Linked DNA regions of Homo sapiens: region 1 is linked to region 2. Evidence: chromatin loops called from intact Hi-C (ENCODE). Cell type or tissue: CD4-positive, alpha-beta T cell. All regions are shown on one strand. Each heading gives the region's core, and the rest is flanking DNA. Links, peaks and the distances in the headings are about the cores only.

The links. A loop is a pair of places that touch in the nucleus more often than their neighbours do. Peaks named below come from ENCODE experiments on the same cell type or tissue, not always from the same donor. Only the 100,000 strongest peaks of a DNase experiment are listed, where the experiment ranks them.
Region 1: it touches region 2 in a loop (34-fold over the local background); 11 of 110 quality-filtered maps call a loop at or near these places.

The regions. Positions count from the first base shown.
Region 1 is chr12:110,885,015-110,891,804 of GRCh38, reverse strand. The region is part of intron 8 of CCDC63 (coiled-coil domain containing 63); the gene reads right to left. Among named protein-coding and RNA genes, the nearest start is that of MYL2, 32 kb to the left of the region's middle. In CD4-positive, alpha-beta T cell, for the core only: CTCF peaks have their summits at 3,401 and 3,601 (motif pointing right); a DNase peak (open chromatin) is centred at 3,634; H3K4me3 peaks cover 795 bases.
Region 2 is chr12:110,096,909-110,104,657 of GRCh38, reverse strand. It overlaps LOC105369976 (a long non-coding RNA gene), which reads left to right and starts at 2,282. Exons shown (of 3, transcript XR_945334.2): 1 at 2,282-2,440. RefSeq lists an enhancer at 2,060-2,354. In CD4-positive, alpha-beta T cell, for the core only: CTCF peaks have their summits at 4,079 and 4,278 (motif pointing left); a DNase peak (open chromatin) is centred at 4,277.

The sequences.
Region 1 (6,790 bases), core at 2,515-5,014, 790 kb before region 2:
GGGGTCAGTTAATGATGGCACATTCATAAAACAGGGGAGAGGGTCTTGGGTTAAAATATGGCTAAAATGCAGATTCCTGGCCCATCCACAGAGAAGCTATGTCTGTAGGTATGGGAGGGGTTCTGGGGAATGTGCTTTTCTTCTTCTTCTTTTTTTTTTTTTTTTTTTTTGAGAAAGGGTCTCTCTCTGTCACCCAGGCTGAAGTGCTGTGGCATAATCACGGCTCACTGAAGCCTTGACTGCGATCCTCCCATCTCAGCCTCTCAAGCAGTTGGGACCACAGGCACATGCCTGACTAATTTTTTAAAAATTTTTCTGTAGACACGGAGTCTCACTATGTTGCCCAGGCTGGTCTTGAACTCCAGTGCTCAAGTAATCTTCCTGCCTCAGCCTCCCAACATGCTGGAATTACAGGTGTGAGCCACTGTGCCTGGACAGGAATGCATTTTTTTTGTTTTTTGGTTTGTTTGTTTGTTTGTTTGTTTGTTTGTTTTGAGACAAGCTCTTGCTCTGTTGCCCAGGCTGGAGTGCAGTGGTGTGATCTCAGCTTACTGCAACCTCTGCCTCTCGGGTTCAAGCGATCCTCCCATCTCAGCCTCCTGAGTAGCTGGGACTGCAGGCATGAGCCACCACACCCAGCCTGGAATGTGCATTTTTAAGAAGCATCTTGTGATTCCATGCTACAGAGCATCTAGGGTCTCCAGAAGCCATTAAAAAAACACAGCAGGCTGGGCATGGTGGCTCATGCCTGTTATCCCAGTGCTTTGGGAGGCCAAGGTGGGCAGATCACTTGAGCCCAGGAGTTTGAGACCTGCCTGGGCAATATTGTGATATTCCATCTCTACAAAAAAATACAAAAATTAGCCAGATGTAGTGGTACATGCCTGTAGTCCCCAGATACTCGGGAGGCTGAGGTAGGAGAATCCCTTGAGCCCAGGAGGCGGAGGTTGCAATGAGCCGAGATCCCGCCACTGCACTCCAGCCAGGCGATAGAGCAAGATCCTGTCTCAAAAAAAAAAAAAAAAAAAAAAGAAAAGGAGGAAAAAAATAGAAGATGTTGGGAGGTATCTATGGTAAGTTGTTGGGAAACAAAACGTTTACAGAATAGCATGAACTGTCTAGTATGATCTAGTACTACAAACAGGCTTGTAAATGGGCGTGTGTGTGTGTGTCTGTCTATGTGTGCAAACGTGTAACCACACACTGCCTTCATAAAGCAGTGTCAATAAAATGTTAATTATCTCCAGGTCATGATATCTTGGTGACTTTTACTTTTTCTTTATGTTTTTCTGAATTGCCTACACTTTCCCACAGGTGTATAATAATATATTTACACAATTTGGAAAATTCTACAAAGAACAAATACAAACCCAAATCAGGAAGAATCCCATCTCCTAACATAGCATTGCTTCATGTTTTTGGTAAGAGCTCTATCTTGCTTTTTTTCCCCCTGTAAAGATTGGAAGGCTCATCTCCTTTAATTTTTAAATTTTTTTTTTTTTGAGACAGGGTCTTGCTCTCTTGCCCAGATGGAGTGCAGTGGTGCGATCTTGGCTCACTACAGCCTCGACCTCCCAGGCTCAAGCAATCCTCCCACTTCAGCCTTCTGAGTAGCTGGGACTAGAGGCACACACCATCACACCCAGCTAATTTCTTTTTGTGTCTTGTATTTTTTGTAGAGATGGGGTTTCGCCATGTTGCCCAGGCTGGTCTCAAACTCCTGGGCTCAAGTGATCCGCCCACCTCGGCCTCCCAAAGTGCTAAAAATTTTTAATTTTTAAAAAAGCAGAAAGAACTCTACCAAAAAGATGAAACAATGCTATGTCCGTGTGATGGAATTATTCCTGATTTGGAGGTTGTATTTATACTTTTTAGTATTTTCCAAATTGTGAAAAAAAATTCTAATCGGAAAAAAATATATGATTTTGGAAAAAGGAAAAAAGAAAGGAAGTGAGTCTTCCGATCTTTACAGGGCAGGGGTGGGGTGGGGGATCTCTACCAAAAAGATGAACCAATGCCATATCCAGGTGATGGGATTCACATTGAGACTTTTTACTATTTTGCAAATTGCATCAATAACCTGAGTCGATGGCACCGCTCCCCTGCTCGGAGATCTCCCATGGCCCCTGCCTCTCTGAGAAATGGCCAAAACCTCTTCTGGAAATGTGCCCAGCAGCCCTCACCTCCCAGATTCATCCCCTCTCCCTCCCATGTCTCTCTCTGTGCGCCAGACACCCTGGCCTGCTTGCAAGCTGCGTCAGGGCCTTTGCGTGTGCTGTTGCTGTTTCCTCTGCCTGGAGCGTTCTTCCCCAGAGATCTGGACAGCTCAATCCTTCACCTGTAAGTTCACTCAGATCTTAACTTCTCAACTGCCCGGGGCCCCAACCGGCTCCAAAACCCGTCTTACGCTGTGCGACTTCATCTTTTTACCCACACTGCATCTCCCTTTCTAACTTACTCTATAACTTACGTAAGTATTGGGCTTGTTGTTTATTGTCTGTTTCTCCCTGCCAAAACAGCAGTTCTGTGAGGGCTGAACTTTTTGTCATCCTGTTCACTGCCACATTATCAGGGTCTAGAGCAGTGTCTGGAACGCAGTAGGTGCTCAATAAATACTTGCTGGATGAACGAGTAACCAAAAGGACATTTGCTTCAATCAGATACACAACTTTATATGATAATAACTATGTTACATTTGAAAAGCACAACCATTGACACCAGCCTGGGCAACACACTGAAACCTCATCTCTGCAAAAAATACAAAAATTAGCTGGGTGTGGTGGTGTGTGCCTGTAGTCCCAGCCACTCTGGAGGCTGAGATGAGACGATCACCTGAGCCAGGGAGATTGAGGCTGGAGTGAGCCAAGATCAAGCCACTGTACTCCAGCCTGGGTGACAGTGTGAGATCCTGCAAAAAAAGAAGAAAGAAAAAGAAAGAAAAACGAAGGAAGGAAGGAAGGAAGGAAGGAAGGAAGGAAGGAAGGAAGGAAGGAAGGAAGGAAGGAAGGAAGGAAGGAAAGAAGGACCAAAAAAAAAGTTGGAAGTTGGAAGGAAATATTTCAGAATGTCACCAGTGATTGTCTCAGGCAATGGGATAGTGGGTGGTTTAAAATTCCTTCCATCCTTAGTTGCTTTCCAGATTCTCTACAGTGAGCATATCTTTGTCCTATAACATTTTTTGCAAAATTAAGTCTTACCATTGGAAATCAGTGCTCTCTGGACTTATTCAACAGGCATTTGCAGATCTATTTGAGCCCAAAAAGTCATAGTTCTGTAACCTTAACAAAGAGCTTGGAAGCTACTGTTCTGGTCCAAATATCACTCTACAGATGGGGAAACTGAGGCCCAGAGAGGGCAGCGCTTACCCATCTTAGACATATTTGTCATGACCCTAAGGAAGAGGGTCCCCTTATGAGGAGTGGGGAAAATCAAGGCCAATTCAGCTCAGGAATATTTTCTATCAGGTCAGGATATTCAGCTGGGGTCCTCATACCCCTCTGCTAGGGCTTGTCCTCCCTCGGTGTCCCACTGGGACCCGAGAATTCAGGGTCCTGCCCACTTCCAGGCCTGCCCGCAAAGACCTTCCCTGCAATACCGCAAATGGACGCCAGAGGACAGTGGTGACGCGCCTGAACCTCAGTTAGCAACTCAAAGGCCCGCTAAGCTCTGCGGGCCCTGGAGCACTTCAGCCTGGCTGGTCTCTGTGAGCGAAGAGGGAGCCGATGGCTCCGTTTGTAGGAACTCGGATTCCCGCGGGAATGTGGGCGGGAGGTGTCAGATCTGATTTTCCAAGGGAAACCAGAAATTCAGACTTTCATGTGGAATATCCTGGTTTTTAAATCACTGCCACTAAGAATTTAACAACTTGGGGAGGTGGAGGAGACCAAACGAAACTAAAAAAGAAGGCTGGGGCCGGGCGCGGTGGCTCACGCTGTATTCCCAGCATTTTGGGAGGCCGAAGTGGGCGGATCACGAGGTCAAGAGATGAGACCATCCTGGCCAACATGGTGAAACCCCGTCTCTACTAAAAATACAAAAATTAGCTGGGCGTGGTGGCGCGCGCCTGTAGTCCCAGCAACTCAGGAGGCTAGTTTATGAGACTCCGCCCCCAGCCCTCTAGGGAGGGGTGAAGTCAGATGTTAGAATTCTAATTGTTTTTAATTAAAAAAAAATTTTTTTAACCTGATCCCTTAGTCTGAGCAAAGGTGCCAGAAGAAGGCAAAAAGGTAGGGTCCCAGCCCCCTCCCATGGCCCATCCCACCGCCACTCCTTCATCCAGGTCTGCTCCATTTCCTATGTTTTATGTACCAGTGTTTCCTCATAACATGGGATTAAACAAAAACATTTTGTATAAGAATAGAGCTTGCAGAGCAAGCCACCACCGGGCGTGGTGGCTCATCCCTGTAATCCCAACACTTTGGGAGGCCGAGGCAGGCGGATCACCTGAGTTCAGGCGTTCGAGACCATCCTGGCCAACATGATGAAACCTTGTCTCTACTAAAAATACAAAAATTAGCCAGGTGTGGTGGCTCTGCCTGTAGTCCCAGCTACTCTGGAGCCTGGGCAGGAGAATCGCTTGAACCCGGGAGGTGGAGGTTGCAGTAAGCCAAGATCGTGCCACTACAGTCCAGCCTGGGTGACAGAGCAAGACTCTGTCTCAAAAAAAGAAAAAAAGAAAGAAAATTTAAAAAAAAAGTTTTGTAGCTTTTTAAATAAAAGTTTGAAACTTTTTTTATAAAAAGAGTTTGGACTTGGAGGACTCCTCTAGTCCAAGTGTGTGTGCCATTCTACAGATAGAGAGACTGAGAACCAGAGCACCTGCACTTGTCCTTGTGCAGGAGATGCTGTGCGACTGCAGGAGGAAAGGATGAGAGCAGCCTCAAGGTGAATGTGAGGTCAAGGTCATTTCTGGGGAAGAACCATTTCCTGTGCCTGTCCTGGACCCTTGTCCAGGAAGACCTCCTTCCGGGAGGGGGACAGAGAGTGGCATGAGGGTCCTTCAAGTCTGTCTTCCCCACCCCCGGGTGCACCTCCCACCCCACACCTCCCCATGCCCTGCCTGGGACCTGCAGGGCTTGCACCAATGGGCTTCCTTGTGCTTGGCTGCTGAGTAGCCCAGCCAGTGGGAGGCACAAGTGGGAGATAAAGGGTGGGAGGAGAGGGAGGTTGGGGTATTTGCCACCCCCTGGGCCCGTCCCTAATTTGGCTGCACCCCTCCAGGAAGGGCATAGCAGGCAGCCATATCCTCATTCCTCCCTCCCCTGACCCATTTCTGGAGCTCTGGCTACTCCCGCATGCTCCCTTCTTAATTTCCTTAGATGTCTGGAAACAGTCCCTTTTTAAAAACTCTCCTCAATTTACCCATTTTATTTTTGGGTTTTGGTGGTTTTTTGGGGTGGGTTTTTTTTTGGTTTTTTTTGAGACGAAGTCTCCCTGTATCACCCAGGCTGGAGTGCAGTGGCGCCATCTCGGCTCACTGCAACCTCCACCTCCCGGGTTCAAAGGATTCTCCTGCCTCAGTCTCCCAAGTAGTGGGATTGCAGGTGCAGGCCACTATGCCCAGCTCATTTTTGTATTTTTAGTAAAGACAGGGTTTCACTATGTTGCCTAGGCTGGTCTCGAACTCCTGAGCTCAGGTGATCCACCCGCCTCGGCCTCCCAAAGTGCTGCGATTACAGGTGTGAGCCACTGTGCCTGGCCAATTTACCCATGTTGGCTGTGCTGTTTCCTGTGACAACCCTAATTGATAAAGTCACCTTCACTCCATTTTTTGCAGCCACATGGACTGTTATTATCTATAATAGTTTTCTGTAAACCAAGCCATTATGTTTATTATTCTTTGTTTACTGTTATTATTACTTACTACCCTAAGTAAATATCCATTAAATCACAAGTTTGCTCTGCAAGCTCTATTATTCCTTTAAAAATTAATTCATCACTAGTAAATGAAAATGTTTTCACCTATATTCTAGCTGCAATCTGTTTGCACATGGCCAGCGTGCATGCCCCACATTTGGGAAACAGTGACATATTGCAAAGGAAAGCAGCTCCCCTCATCATGTAAGCAGAGGACAGGGCCTGCAGAAGAAGGACTAATGAATTCCCAGAGGAGGCGACATTTGTGCAGGGTCAGGACTAATGAGCAGGATTTCATCAGAAGAGAAAAGGAGGGGAGGGAGAGGGAATAGCACGGGAAGGCAGTGGCGGAGGGAAATGCATGGGACAGCTGGGGCTGGCAGCAGCAGAGGGTGTCTTGGAGGTCATAACAGGACCTGTGTCTGCAAAGGCAGGTAGAAGCCAAATTTTGAAGGGGCTGGAATGTCACACTAAAGGGTTTAGACTCTATTCCATGCAGACAGTTCCAAAGGATGTTTATTTATGTACTGGTGTGTAAATAGCCCAGGAAGCCAATGACATTTGGGAAATTATGGGTTCAACAAAGGTAGACAGGCTTCTTTACTGCAGGACTTGTCAGGGCCTGTGCATCAAGTCTCGCCAAGATGAGAATGAGTTCTCACTCCTCGAAACTGTTGATTAACAAGGGTCAGGTAAGGGGCCAAATAAGAAATACTTTCAGCTTTGCAGGTCCCTCTTGCATATTTCTCTCTCTCTCTTTTTTTTTTTTCTTCTTACAATCCTTTAAAAATGTAAAAATCATTCTTAGCTCATGGGCTACACAGAAATAGCCATGGACTGTAGTTTACTGAATGCTGGTTAATAAAACATGCCATGGATTATAAAGTCACTATTGGGTTGGGGGACATGAATACATGAAATGTATCTATACATT
Region 2 (7,749 bases), core at 3,106-5,605:
GGCTTTATTTCCCAGTATCCTCTCTCTGCTCCTGATAGAAAAGCAGCCACCAGCAGCTCCAGGCTTCATCCTTATAGCTCCAAATCCAATGGAGAGAGAGTTTCCCTTTCTAGGCAGGCCCCACAGATGGAACAGAGTCTCCTTGGTCTTGATTGGCCTGATCTAGTCATGTGCCCAGCTGTGAGCCAATCACTGGTGGGAGGGATTGACCAGAGTTGGGTCATGTGACCACCTGGAACCGAGGGGTAGGGTTAGCTGCACCCAAGCAGGAGCTGAGGGCTGATGGTGGGGAAGGAATGACTCCTCCAAAGGAAAGCCAGGTGCTCTTCTCAGAAGTGGGGAATGAGGCCGGAACGGTACCTCACGCCTTTAATCCCAGCACTTTCGGAGGCCGAAGTGGGCGGGTCACCTGAGGTCAGGAGTTCAAGACCAGCCTGGCCAATATGGTGAAACCCCGTCTCTACTAAAAATTCAAAAATTAGCCGGGCCTGGTGGCGCGCGCCTTCCCAGCTACTCGGGAGGCTGAGGCACGAGAATCACTTGAACCCCAGAGGTGGAGGTTGCAGTAAAACGAGATCTCACCACTGCACTCAAGCCTGGGTGACAGAGCGAGACTCCATCTTAAAAAAAAAAAAAGAAAAAGAAAAAGGAAAAAAAAAGAAGTGAGGAATGAATGCTGAATAAGTCAAAGAACCAGATATCTACAATACCTGCAATCTTCCTGGTGCAGGCCCTTCTGCTCTGTGGAAGCCATCCTTATTCCCTCTTTCTCCATTCAGGTTGCCCAAGTCAAGTCTCCCACATCTAACTGCTCTGAACTCCAGTGAACTTGTTCTTCTGGGTACTCTCAGTGCAGTGAGAATCTGAACCGCACACACCAGCACTCAGCTCTATAGCTGTGGACTGAATGAAAGAATGAGGAGATAATTTGTGTGAATTGTGATAATTAGAAAACAGTACCAAATTTGAAAGGAAACAAAATGTTAGTGTGGTTCTCTCTGAGTGGTAGGAGTATGAGCGATTCTGGCTTTGTTTCCGTATTCCTTTCTGTATTTTCTACCATGAAGAAACACTATAAACGATAATAGCAAAAAGGAAGTAATGCCAGTCTGGCTTAAACAGCTGGCCTATAAGCAATGTGAGGGCAAGGGCCAAGTGTTGATTCTGTGCTATTCCTAACTCCCAGCAGCAGGGCACACGGTGTCAGAGCTCCTTAGAGCCTGCTGGGAGCTAAATTCACAGCATCAGGGCTTCAGAGACTTTTGGTCCCCTTCCCAAAAGCCAGCCCCCGCCAAGTTCTTCTTTCAAATTCTCTGAACCTCAATTTTGTGTGGTGTCCTCCCTCCTCCTTGTAGTTATGTGCTTCATGGAGGGCAGATACCAGCCCCAAGCCCTGCAGTAGAGAAAGAATCCTCTAGTGAATCGGTCTATGCCAGGGTTTCTCACCTTCCAACACTGCTGACATTTTAGGCCAGGTAAGGCCAGGCGCAGTGGCTCACGCAAGGATTCCCAGCACTTTGGAAGGCCAAGGTGAAAGGATTGCTTGAAGCCAGGAGTTCAAGACCAGCCTGGGCAACATAGCGAGACCCCTGTCTCACAAAAAATCTAATCTCATCAAATTTTCTGCTTCCACTGGGCCTCGTTCATTTCTCAAGCTCTGTTTACAAATATGTCATCTCTGGTTTTATAAGACAGTGACAGTAATAAAGACAGCTACCCCCAAAACACAATTTTAAATAGGATATTGGTTCAACAACTTTATAAAAGGAAAGACTGGGGAGATTCAAGGAGGAGAAGGAAGAGGAGAAATACTACAGAGGAATCCACTTAAATGAAAATCTGATGTAGGGACAGCCAAGTAGTAGCAATATTTCAAATCACAGTTTACGTGGTAGTCTATACCTAAGAAGAGAAAGAAAAACTTTTTTAAAAAGCCAAATAATTCTTTGCTGTGGGGCTGTCCTGCATCGTAAGATTTTAGCAGCATCCCTGGCCTCTACTCAGTAGCTGCTAGTAGTATCCTGCCCTCAGTTGTGGCAATCAAAAATGTGAGCAGACAGTACCAAATGTCCCCTCCAGGATAAAATCACCGCTGGTTGAGATCCAGAGGCCTAAGCCTTCATGTCAATCTCATTCCCTGGCTAGTGATTGGTTTAGGCAGGGCCACGTGATCCATTTCTGGCCAATGAGATGTGAGAGCAAATCAGCTGGGGTGGGTAGTTCCTTTTATAAAGAGACACAAGGAAGAGGCCTTTTATCTTCCTTTGGGTGTTGCCCCCTTGTGGCTGCCATGCTTGGGAATGCAGTTGCCATCTTGTATCCATGAGGGGGACTCACACTAAAGGGCACTTTTGCCCATCGTGATGAAGGTGAAAAAATGGAGAGAAGCTGCTGCTGTTGTTTAGTAGCTACCTTTGCTACCTTGCAGTTTACTTGTTAGGTGAGGTGGAAATTTTCCTAATGTTTACGTGTTTAAGCTAATTTGAGTTGCACTTTTCTGTTACAGCATCTTATCCAACCCAGGAGTCTGTTGATGACATAGCACACACAAACAGATCAAAACAACAAACAAGGCCGAGCGCGGTGGCTCACACCTGTAATCCCAGTACTTTGGGAGGCCGCGGTAGGAAGATCACCTGAGGTCAGGAGTTCCAGACCAGCCTGGCCAATATGGTGAAACCCCTGTCTCTACTAAAAATACAAAAATTAGCCAGGCATGGTGGCGGGCGCCTGTAATCCCAGCTACTCGGGAGGCTGAGGCAGGAGAATCTCTTGAACCTGGGAGGCGGAGGTTGCAGTGAGCTGAGATCGTGCCGCTGCACTCTAGCCTGGGTGACAAGAGCAAAATTCTGTCTAAAAAAAAAAAAAATTTATGGTAGTGCACGCCTGTAGTCCAGCTACTCGGGAGGCTGAGGCAGAAGAATCACTTGAATCTGGGAGGTGGAAGTTTCAGTGAGCTGAGATCGTGCCACTGCACTCCAGCCTGGGCGACAGAGCGAGACTCCATCTCAAAACAAAAACAAAAACTATAACAACAAACAAACAACAACGTCAAAAGACCATCAAAACCAGTGATTGGATGTTTGGGGTGTGGATATCAGAATCTGGAGTTGGGGACAGGTGTGTCATTTGATAGTCCTTTTTGAGAACCACTGTCTATGTAAAGCTATTCCAGTTTCCTATGGGATTGCTAATAATGGTGTGGCTGCTGAGACAGGGAAAGGGGCTTAATTCCTTTTCCAAAACAAGGAGCAATATTTGGATGAGCACTCACTCACTACATTTCATCACATAAAAACTGCAGAACGCCAGGTTCTGTTGTTAAGCTAATATTTCTGGGAGTCAACCAGTCTGTAAGATGGAGCTGATTGTGAATATGCTAGTGCCGGGTGCAGTGGCTCACTGCTGTAAATCCCAGTTACTTGGGAGGCCAAGGTGGGAGGATCACTTGAAGCCAGGAGTTTGAGGCCAGCCTGGGCAACATAGTGAGACCCTGTTGCTAAAATAAATAAATAAAACCTGAAGAGGAGGGGCTTGGTGGCTCACGCCTGTAATCCCAGCATTGTGGGAGGCTGAGGCAGGTGTATCAACTGATGTCAGGAGTTTGAGACCAGCCTGGCCAACATGGTGAAACCTTGTCTCTACTAAAAATACAAAAATTAGCCAGGCGTGGTGGCTCTTGCCTGTAGTCCCACCTACTCGGGAGGCTGAGGCCTGAGAATCGCTTGAACCCAGGAGGTGGAGGTTGCACTGAGCCGAGATTGCGCCACTGCACTCCAGCCTAGGTGTCAGAGCAAGACTCTGTCTCAAAACAAACAAACAATCAAACAAACAAAAAAACACCTGGAGAAAAAAAAGAACAAGAAAATGCTAAGCCAAATGACATAACCTCTAGAGGCCACTGTTTGCTCACCTGTAAACTGGAGGAGAATAAGATGAGAATTCTGATATTGAGGATCAGAAAGTGCTTCATGAACCATAAAGCAGGTAATGGATTATCGATGCCATGCAGCCCAGACATACAGCAATGTGTTCATACCATTCTGATAGTCTAAATTTAGGATGTGGTGTGACCAAAATTACCGGTTAAGTTTCTTATGCTTCTGAGGCTCTACTTCCTCATCTGTGCACTGTGGCAAGACCTTATTCTGACTATGCGCTGAGGATAAAATAAGGCTCTTTGAAAAAGAGTGACACAGACCACTAACTAATTATTTAAATGTTCTTGTCCAAGGCCAGACAAAAGCAACGCAGATCCATAGAGAATGTTGGTGCATCACTGCCCTCTGCTGGTCAGTAGCAGTACCACCATGGTTTCAGAGAGGAAAGGGTCTTTACAAAGGGATTCCTGGAAAACTGAGGCACAGAGAGGGGAAGAGATTTGCTCAAGGGCACAGAGTTAGCTTTGGACAAAGTGAAGTCCAAATTTGAGATTCCTGATCCCTAGCTCTTTCTAGAGGGAGAAAAATAAGGCTGGAAACTCGTTGATTTTGATTTCACTCTCACTAGGCTCTGCACAGCATTTCTTTCTTTTCTTTTCTTTTCTTTTTTTTTTTTTTTTTGAGACAGAGTCTTGCTCTGTTGCCCAGGCTGGCATGCAGTGGCATGATCTCGGCGCACTGCAACCTCTGCCTCCCAGGTTCAAGCAATTCTCCTGCCTCAGCCTCCCGAGTAGCTGGGATTACAGGCGCCCGCCACCATGCCTGGCTAATTTTTGTATTTTTAGTAGAGATGGGGTTTCACCATATTGGCCAGGCTGGAATTGAACTACTGACCTTGTGATTTGCCCGCCTCAGCCTCCCAAAGTGTTGGGATTACAAGTGTGAGCCACTGTGCCCAGCTCTGCATGGCGTTTCTAAATAGCCTGATTGGAATTTCTCTCTCCTGGTCTTCCTTTGCCACCCAAACTGCTCGGGTTTCTTGTCCTTTTTTTTTTTTTTTTTTTTTTTTTGAGACAGAGTCTCACTGTGTCGCCCAGGCTGGAGTGCAGTGGAGTGATATCAGCTCACTGCAACCTCCGCCTCCTGGGTTCAAGTTATTCTGCCTCAGCCTCCAGAGTAGCTGGGATTACAGGCGTGTGCCACCACGCCTGGTTAATTTTTGTATTTTTAGTAGAGACAGGTTTTTGCCATGTTGGCCAGGCTGGTCTCGAACTCCTGACCTCAAGTGATCCACCCGCCTCGGCCTCCCAAAGTGCTGGAATTACTGGCATGAGCCACTGTGCCTGGCCTTTTGTCCTTTTTTTCATAGCTGGATAACTACTGCGGCCCCATAAGGCCCAAAGTCCTCTTGGGTGCTAGGTGCTTTACGAAAATTATCTTGGATTCTTACAACTACTTTGTAAGTTAGGCCAGGAAACTAAAGCTCAGACAGGTTAAGACACTCGCCGGAGGTCCAACAGCCAATAAAGCACAGAAGCTGGGATCTGAGCACTCACTTGAGACGCCCCCCAAGGCCCACAATCTATTCGCCACCAAAAAACAAAACAAAGCAAAACACTGTGGTAATTTGTGTTGAAGATGATCTATTTAAAATAATCTTGTGTTTTTTGATTGCCCCGAATCATATTTGCTGGGCAGACACACGATGAAGCCATAGTGGAGGGAAGACTTTTTTTTTTGAGACGGAGTTTCACCCTTGTTGCCCAGGCTGGAGTGCAATGGCATGATCTCGGCTCACTGCAACCTCCGCCTCCCGGGTTCAAGCGATTCTCCTGCCTCAGCCTCCCTGAATAGCTGGGATTACAGGCATGCGCCACCACCCCGGCTAATTTTGTATTTTTAGTAGAGACGGGGTTTCTCCATGTTGGTCAGGCTGGTCTTGAACTTCTGACCTCAGATGATCCACCCGCCTCGGCCTCCCAAAGTGCTGGGATTACAGTCGTGAGTCACCATGTCTGACCAGGAATACTTTTTTTTTGAGCACCTGTCACGTGCTGGTGATACTCACTTGCGTTATCTCTGTTAATTCTCCTGTTGACACAATATGATCTTGAATCCTGTCCACAATATTGAGGCACAGATGAAGAAATTAGTTCAAAGAGGTTAAGACATTTGCCCAAGGTCATTCGGTGAAAGCTGGGATTCAGACTCTAATCTCCCTGCTTGATGTTAGAATCTAAGTAATTATGCTTTTTTTTTTTTTTTGAGATGGAGTTTCTCTCTCGTTGCCCAGGCTGGAGTGCAATGGTGCAATCTCGCCTCACTTGAACCTCTTCTGTCTCAGCCTCCTGAGTAGCTGGGATTACAGGTGCCCGCCACTACACCCGGCTAATTTTTTGCATTTTTAGTAGAGATGGGGTTTCACCATGTTGGCCAGGCTGGTTAAATTATGCTTTTAAAAACATAGATAGGGGAAAACATAGGGAGGCAGTCAGGATGGACCACAGGCTTCCCCACCATGAAACCCTTTAGACTCTCTCACAGAAATGAGGGGAACTGAGCCAAGTGCAGTGGCTCATGCCTGTAATCCCAACTTGGGAGGCTGAGGCAGGAGGATCGCTTGAGCACATGAGTTCAAGGCTGCAGTGAGCCATGATTGTGCCACTGCATTCCAGCCCGGGCAACAGAGTGAGACTCTAACTCAAAAGAAAAGAAAAGAAAGAGGAAAGGAAGAGGAAAGGGAGGGGAGAGGAGCAGGGGAGGGAATGGGAGGGGAGAAGCGAAGCAAAGCTGGGCGCAGCGGCTCAGGCCTGTAATCCCAGCACTTTGGGAGGTTGAGGCGGGCATATCACCTGAGGCCGGGAGTTCGAGACCAGCCTGACCAACATGGAGAAACCCAGTCTCTACTGAGAATACAAAATTAGCCAGGCATCGTGGCACATGCCTGTAATCCCAGCTACTCGGGAGGTTGAGGCAGCACAATCGCTTGAACCCAGGAGGTGGAGGTAGCGGTGAGCCGAGATTGCACCATTGCACTCCAGTCTGGGTAACAAGAACGAAACTCTGTCTGAAAAAAAGAAGAGGGGCCAGGCATGGTGGCTGATGCCTGTAATCCTAGCACTTTGGGAGGCCAAGGCAGGCACATCACTTGACCCTAAGAGTTTGAGACCAGCCTAGGAAACATGGTGAAACTTGTCTCTACAAAAAATACAAAAATTAGCTGGGCATGGTGGCAGATGCCCTGTAGTCCCAGCTACTTGAGAGGCTGAGGTGGGAGGATCACTGAGCCTGGGGAGTCGAGGCTGCAGTGAGCTATGATCACCCCTCAGGACTGGAAGTCCTCCTAGTCTGGGTTCAAACCCTACATTTGTGAACACTACTGTGTGCCAGGCCCTGGCAAAGCATATGTCTTTTAATTCTCCTGACAACACTGTGAGATTGGTACAGTTATTATCACCATTTTACAGGTGAGCAAACTGAAGCTCTGAGACATTCATTAAGTATCTTGCTTAAGAGCAAGAGCAGTGGGCGAGCCCAGGTGTTGATAATTTGCCACCATTTGTTGGGATGCTTCATGGTCTTATTCCTCCCCATTTGCAGACAGGAAAACAGAGTTACAGACAAATGAAAGTGATTTGCCTCAGGATCTTTGTATTTGCTGTCCTCTCTGCCTGGAATGCTCTTCCCAGTTATCTCCTTGGCTCACCCTCTCACCTTCTTAAGGTCTTCACTTAAAAGTCATCATCTTAGGGAGATCTTTTCTGATCACCCTATTTAAAAGTTTAGGCTGGGCATCATGGCTCACAACTATTAATCCTAGCACTTTGGGAGGCTGAGGCAGGAAGAACACTTGAGACCAGGAGTTTGA